2 separate regions of the Homo sapiens genome follow, and region 2 is linked to region 1. The links are chromatin contacts, found by Hi-C or POLR2A ChIA-PET in ENCODE. All regions are on one chromosome and are shown on one strand. The core of a region is the stretch at or near the end of the contact, and the rest is flanking DNA. Distances in the headings are between cores, read along the strand shown.

Region 1 (2,657 bases), core at 71-2,570:
TATTTTTAGTTTTTACAAGCACAAAAGCCCTCTCCTGTATTAGGAAAACACAGAAAGTAGAAAGGAGGCAGTGTAGGGAGAAGGAGAGAAGAACCATACCGTTTGTATCATCCAAAGACAACCACCGGGGGAATTTTGTTCTGTTAAATTTTCTCTAGCTCTTCCCTTCTCATATAAAGCATAATAATTTGAGCATATTGCATGCAAAATTTTGTATCCTGCTTTTTCTATCGGATTCTTTTTTTAAAGCTATGCCGAGGGGGCTATCAATTAGCTTTTTAACAAAGCTATCTTTAAAAGGATACTCAAGTCTACCCCATATTCCATGTGCTCCTTTGAATAATAAGAGGAAAACTAATGAGTCCGCATTACATGTGCCTTTTATTTCTGATTTTTCAGATATGGCAGTTTGGCCAGAGGCTAAAGGAAACCCCTGCAAGGATGAGACCAGGGCTTTTCTATGGGAAACAAGAGACCACGTGATCATTTGTGCATGCTTGAGTTGCAGGACATCAAACATCATGAAATTAAAACGAAAATACAATAGCTAGATGCTACTGTCTTAACCCTTATGGTGTTTTCCTTTTTTAAAAATTTAACCAAACCTTCTATCGAATTAAGAATACAAACAGGCAATTCTGAGAGAGCCTTACTGATAGAAAATATGAGACACATCTGTGATTTCTGAATGACATGAGTAAGGATATCTCAGTTCTCGCCAAGGCATTTCTCATGGGGGCCAAACGTCAACTTGGAAACCAATAGTTGTCACACTTACAAAGCTATGCCATCTCCATAAGCTAGACTGAGACCAACCCCTCTGAGACAAGACAATTGACCCATAGATCAGTTGGCTGTAGCTGGGGTGACATGCTGGCAAAAGTAAAAAAATTCCACAATCAATTCAAGTGTTTGCCTGAGGCCAGGGACGGGAGCAGGCAAGGAAGCAGAGAGAGGTTTTGGGGGTGGTGGAAGTGTTCTAAAAGCAAATCATGGATGATGGTAGCACAAATGTATAAATTTACTAAAACTCAAACTGTCCACTTAAGATGAGTAAATTTTATGGTATGTGAATTGTACATCAATAAAGCTGTTTAAAAAAAATCACTACCAATTTCTAGAAAAAGTCATCATTCCTTCTGCAAGAGGAAGTGCCAAGAAATCAGGACTTGGAAAAGCTGAATCAGTAAGCAACCAGCTGAGAGTTGCTTTCGTGATTTGATCCTGTCTCCCAGCGAGGCTTCATAAGATGTAACACCTGCCCTCACTGCACTTTCTGAGTCATTTCTTCATGCCCGATTTGGGTTCTTCCTTTCTTTTTCCCCTAACAATGCCATCCTGTTTATGCTCCCCCACATCGTGGTCAAAAGCAGATGTATAATTGACTTGTCTGAAAGAGGCATGTGGGCCAGATGTAAATAGCCTGCTATGCAAAATAATTATTTAAGATGAAAACTAAAGATACACGTCTGCTTATTATATGGTTACAAGGTACCTATTACAGAGCAGTTGACTAATCTTTTTTAAAAAGTAAATATATTTATGTCATTGGCCTTTAAAAAATATGGCTGCTTTAAAGTAAATCAAAGCAGGCCCGGCACGGTGGCTCACGCCTGTAATCCCAGCACTTTGGGAGGCTGAGGCGGGCGGATCATGAGGTCAGGAGATCGAGACCATCCTGGCTAACATGGTGAAACCCCCGCCTCTACTAAAAATACAAAAAATTAGCCAGGCGTGGTGGTGGGTGCCTGTAGTCCCAGCTACTCGGGAGGCTGAGGCAGGAGAATGGCGTGAATCCGGGAGGTGGGGGTTGCAGTGAGCCGAGATCGTGCCACTGCACTCCAGCCTGGGCGACAGAGCGAGACTCCATCTCAAAAATAAAATAAAATAAAAATAAATAAATTAAGAAATCAAAGTAATGCTAATATTTGCTTCTCAGTTGTCAACATTGTTTGCTAACCCAGTGATGAATGCATGTGTGATACACTGCTTGACTAAGACAACTGACGTGAACGGATGAAAAAAAAGTGTAGAACAACTCAACAGAGCCTCACTCCTCAGCAAGGGGATGGAAGAACCAGGGCCAGATGTTCTAACTGGCCTTTTGGGCAAGTCCTAAACTCAGTGAACCTCACACTGTATCTGTAGAGTAAAGGAAGTAATTCCTCCCCATTTTAACAGGCAAGCATTGTAAGGTTCAATTGAAATCAAAGCTTCATCCAATCTAACAATCAGGAGACTACTTGGACATGTAGACTGACTTTCCACCATCTCTGTAGATGGCTGGATTTCTGCTTTAAAACACAGAGAAAACGACGAAGTGCTTTACAAAAGGCAAAGTGCTTGAGAAACCACAGATTATTATAATGAATACTTAGTTTTAACTCACTTGAAAAAAAGAAACTTAATTTTCAGAATCTCTGGAAAGTGATATGATAATTTTCTTTCCGTGTTTTCTAAGACTCCATCAATCAATATAATTATTAAGTATATATTATATGCTCAGCGCTGGCAGGATGCTATGTGTTGTCCAAGATCCAAAGACAACCTAAGACTGAGCTCTGCTTTTAAAAATTTTAACAATTTAATTGAAGATAACATGAGTATACATAAAGCGGATTGGAGACAATTTTTCATGTAAGAAATAACAGCGTAAA
Region 2 (2,657 bases), core at 116-2,615, 91 kb after region 1:
CCAGCACTTTGGGAGGCTGAGGCGGGTGGATCACAAGGTCAGGAGATCAAGACCATCCTGGCCAACATGGTGAAACCCCCGTTTCTACTAAAAATACAAAAAAAAATTAGATGGGTGTGGTGGCGTGCGTCTGCTACTTGGGAGGCTGAGGCAGGAGAATAGCTTGAACCTGGAAGGCAGAGATTGCAGGGAGCTGAGATCACACCACTGCACTCTAGCCTAGTGACAGAGTGAGACTGCATCTCAAAAAAAAAAAAAAAAGTCATCCTTCTACCAAAAAGACATATGCACTCACATGTTCATCACAGCACCATTCACAATAGCAAAGACATGGAATCAATCTAGGTGCCCATCAATGGTGGACTGAATAAAGAAAATATGGTATATATACACCATGGAATACAATGCAGCCACAAAAAAAGAATTAAATCATGTCCTTAGCAGCAACATGGATGCAGCTGGAGGTCATTATCCTAAGTGAATTAATGTAGGAACAGAAAACCAAATACCACATATTCTTACTTATAAGTGGGAGCTAAATCTTGGGGACACATGGACATAAAGATGGGAATGATAGACACTTGGGATGACTAGAGGACGGAGAGAAGGAGAGGGATAAGGGTTGAAAAAGTAACTACTGGGTACTATGTTCACTACCTGGGTGACCTGGGTCAATTGTACCCCAAAACTCAGCATTACACAATATACTCATGTAACAATCCTGCACATGTGCTCGTTGAGTCTAATAAGTTGTGTTGGGTGGTGGCTCATGCCTGTAATCCCAGCACTTTGGGAGGCAGAGGTGGGAGGACTGTTTGAGCCCAGGAGTTAGAGACCAGCCTGGGTAACATAGTGAGACCTCCTCTCTGCAAGGAAAAAAATAAGATTAGCTGGATGCGGTGGTGAGCACCTGTGGTCCTAGTTATTGAGGATCACTTGAGCCCAGGAGTTCCAGGCTGCAGTGAGCCGTGATCGTGCCTCTGCACTCCAGCCCTGGGTGACAGAGCAGCATCCTGTCTCAAAACCAAAAAACAAACAAACAAAAAAACCCAATTGAAATTATAAAATATGTTCAACATCATTAGTCATCAGGGAAAATGGAAATCAAAACCACAAGAGAGTATTTCACACCCAGCAGGATGGCTACAACACACTGATAATCACAAGCGTTGAGGAAGATGTGGAGAAACTGGAGCCCCTATACATTGCTGGTGGGAATGTAAAATGGTGCAGTAGCTTTGGAAAGGAGCTTCGCAGTTCCTCAAAAGGTACCATAGCACTCAGCAATTCCATTCCCAGTTATATACCCAAGAGAAATGAAGATATTTGTCCACACAAAAACATGTATGCAAATGTTTGTGGCAGCATTATTCATCATAGCCAAAAATGGAAACAACTGTTCATCAACTGATGAATAGATAAAGTGTGGTATAGTCATACAGTGCAAGATTACTTGGCAACAAAAAGTAAGAGGTATTGATACACGCTACAGCATAGATGAACCATTAAAATATTATGCTAAGTGAAAGAAGCCAGTCACAAAAAACTACATATTGTATGAGTTTATGGAAATAAAATGTAAAGAATAAGCTAATCTTCAGAGACAGAAAGTAGACTGGTGGTTGCCAGGAGCTGGGGTGAAAGGAGAAGTGGGAAGTGACTGCTAATGGGTATGGGGTTTCTTTTAATGGTAATAAAAATATTCTAAAATTGATCATGGTGATAGTAGTACAGCTCTGTGAATATACTAAAAGCCATTGAATTATACACTTTAAATTGGTGAACTGTACGGTATGTGAATTAAATCTCAATACAGCTAAAATAAATAATGAATCTCTACTTATCTTCATTTGTAAATTTCACCAAACTACTAACTTTTAATTGTAGAAGTTTAAACACAAAGAATGTAGAGATATTTACAGCATGTATAACAGAGAATGGGAAATATACTTTAATAAGGAACTCTTCCAAATCAAATAAACAAATATAAAGAAATAAGAAAAAGATGTACAGCACGGTAAAAAACTAGGCAAACGACACAATATGCAAGAGAAGTACAGATGAACAGAAAATTCAGAAAAGCATGGGATGGTGAAAAGGGGAGACATTGATTAAAGGGTACAAATATTCAGTTATCAGACCTAATGTTCAGCATTGTGACTACAGTTAATAATAATGTATTGTTAGCCAGGCCCAGTGGTGCACACCTGTAGTCCCAGCTACTCGGGAGTCTGAGGCAGGAGGATTGCTTCAACCCAGGAGTTTAAGCCCAGCCTGGGCAATATAGTGAGACTCCATCTATAAAATAATGGTAATAATAATGCATAGTATACTTGAAATTTGATAAGAGAGTAAATCTCAATTGTTCTCAGCATACAAAAAAAGTAACTATGTGAGGTGATAGATATGTAAATTAACTTGATTGTACTAATCATTTCACAATGTGTCCGTATATTGAAACATCACTTTGTACACCCTAAATATATAAATATATATAATTTTTATTTATCAATCATACCTCAGTAAAGCTGGGAAAAAACAAACTTCTAGAGATTGGTTGGTTGTATAACAACGTGAATATACTTTAGCACTATTGAACTATATACACTTAATGATGATCAACATGCTAAATTTTATGTGTATTTTGCCAGAGTTAA

The links. A loop is a pair of places that touch in the nucleus more often than their neighbours do. ChIA-PET counts read pairs that join two places held with the same protein, here RNA polymerase II (POLR2A). Pooled maps may share reads with other maps.
Region 2: a pooled map shows a loop between it and region 1 (5-fold over the local background). The contact joins two enhancer-like sites. A Hi-C loop is called at or near these places in 1 of 168 maps with a recorded cell type or tissue (PC-3) and 8 of 50 pooled maps. POLR2A ChIA-PET finds 5 or more read pairs at or near these places in 9 of 52 experiments (CD4-positive, alpha-beta T cell, H1, T-cell and 5 more).

The regions. Positions count from the first base shown.
Region 1 is chr6:24,882,536-24,885,192 of GRCh38, forward strand. All of the region lies in intron 1 of RIPOR2 (RHO family interacting cell polarization regulator 2), which reads right to left. Among named protein-coding and RNA genes, the nearest start is that of RIPOR2, 52 kb to the right of the region's middle. Within about 2 kb of position 1,321, at least 6 of the 41 ENCODE cell types and tissues checked have a DNase peak (open chromatin) inside an H3K27ac peak, as active enhancers do.
Region 2 is chr6:24,973,351-24,976,007 of GRCh38, forward strand. It overlaps a transcript of RIPOR2 not described here. Among named protein-coding and RNA genes, the nearest start is that of RIPOR2, 39 kb to the left of the region's middle. Within about 2 kb of position 1,366, at least 4 of the 41 ENCODE cell types and tissues checked have a DNase peak (open chromatin) inside an H3K27ac peak, as active enhancers do.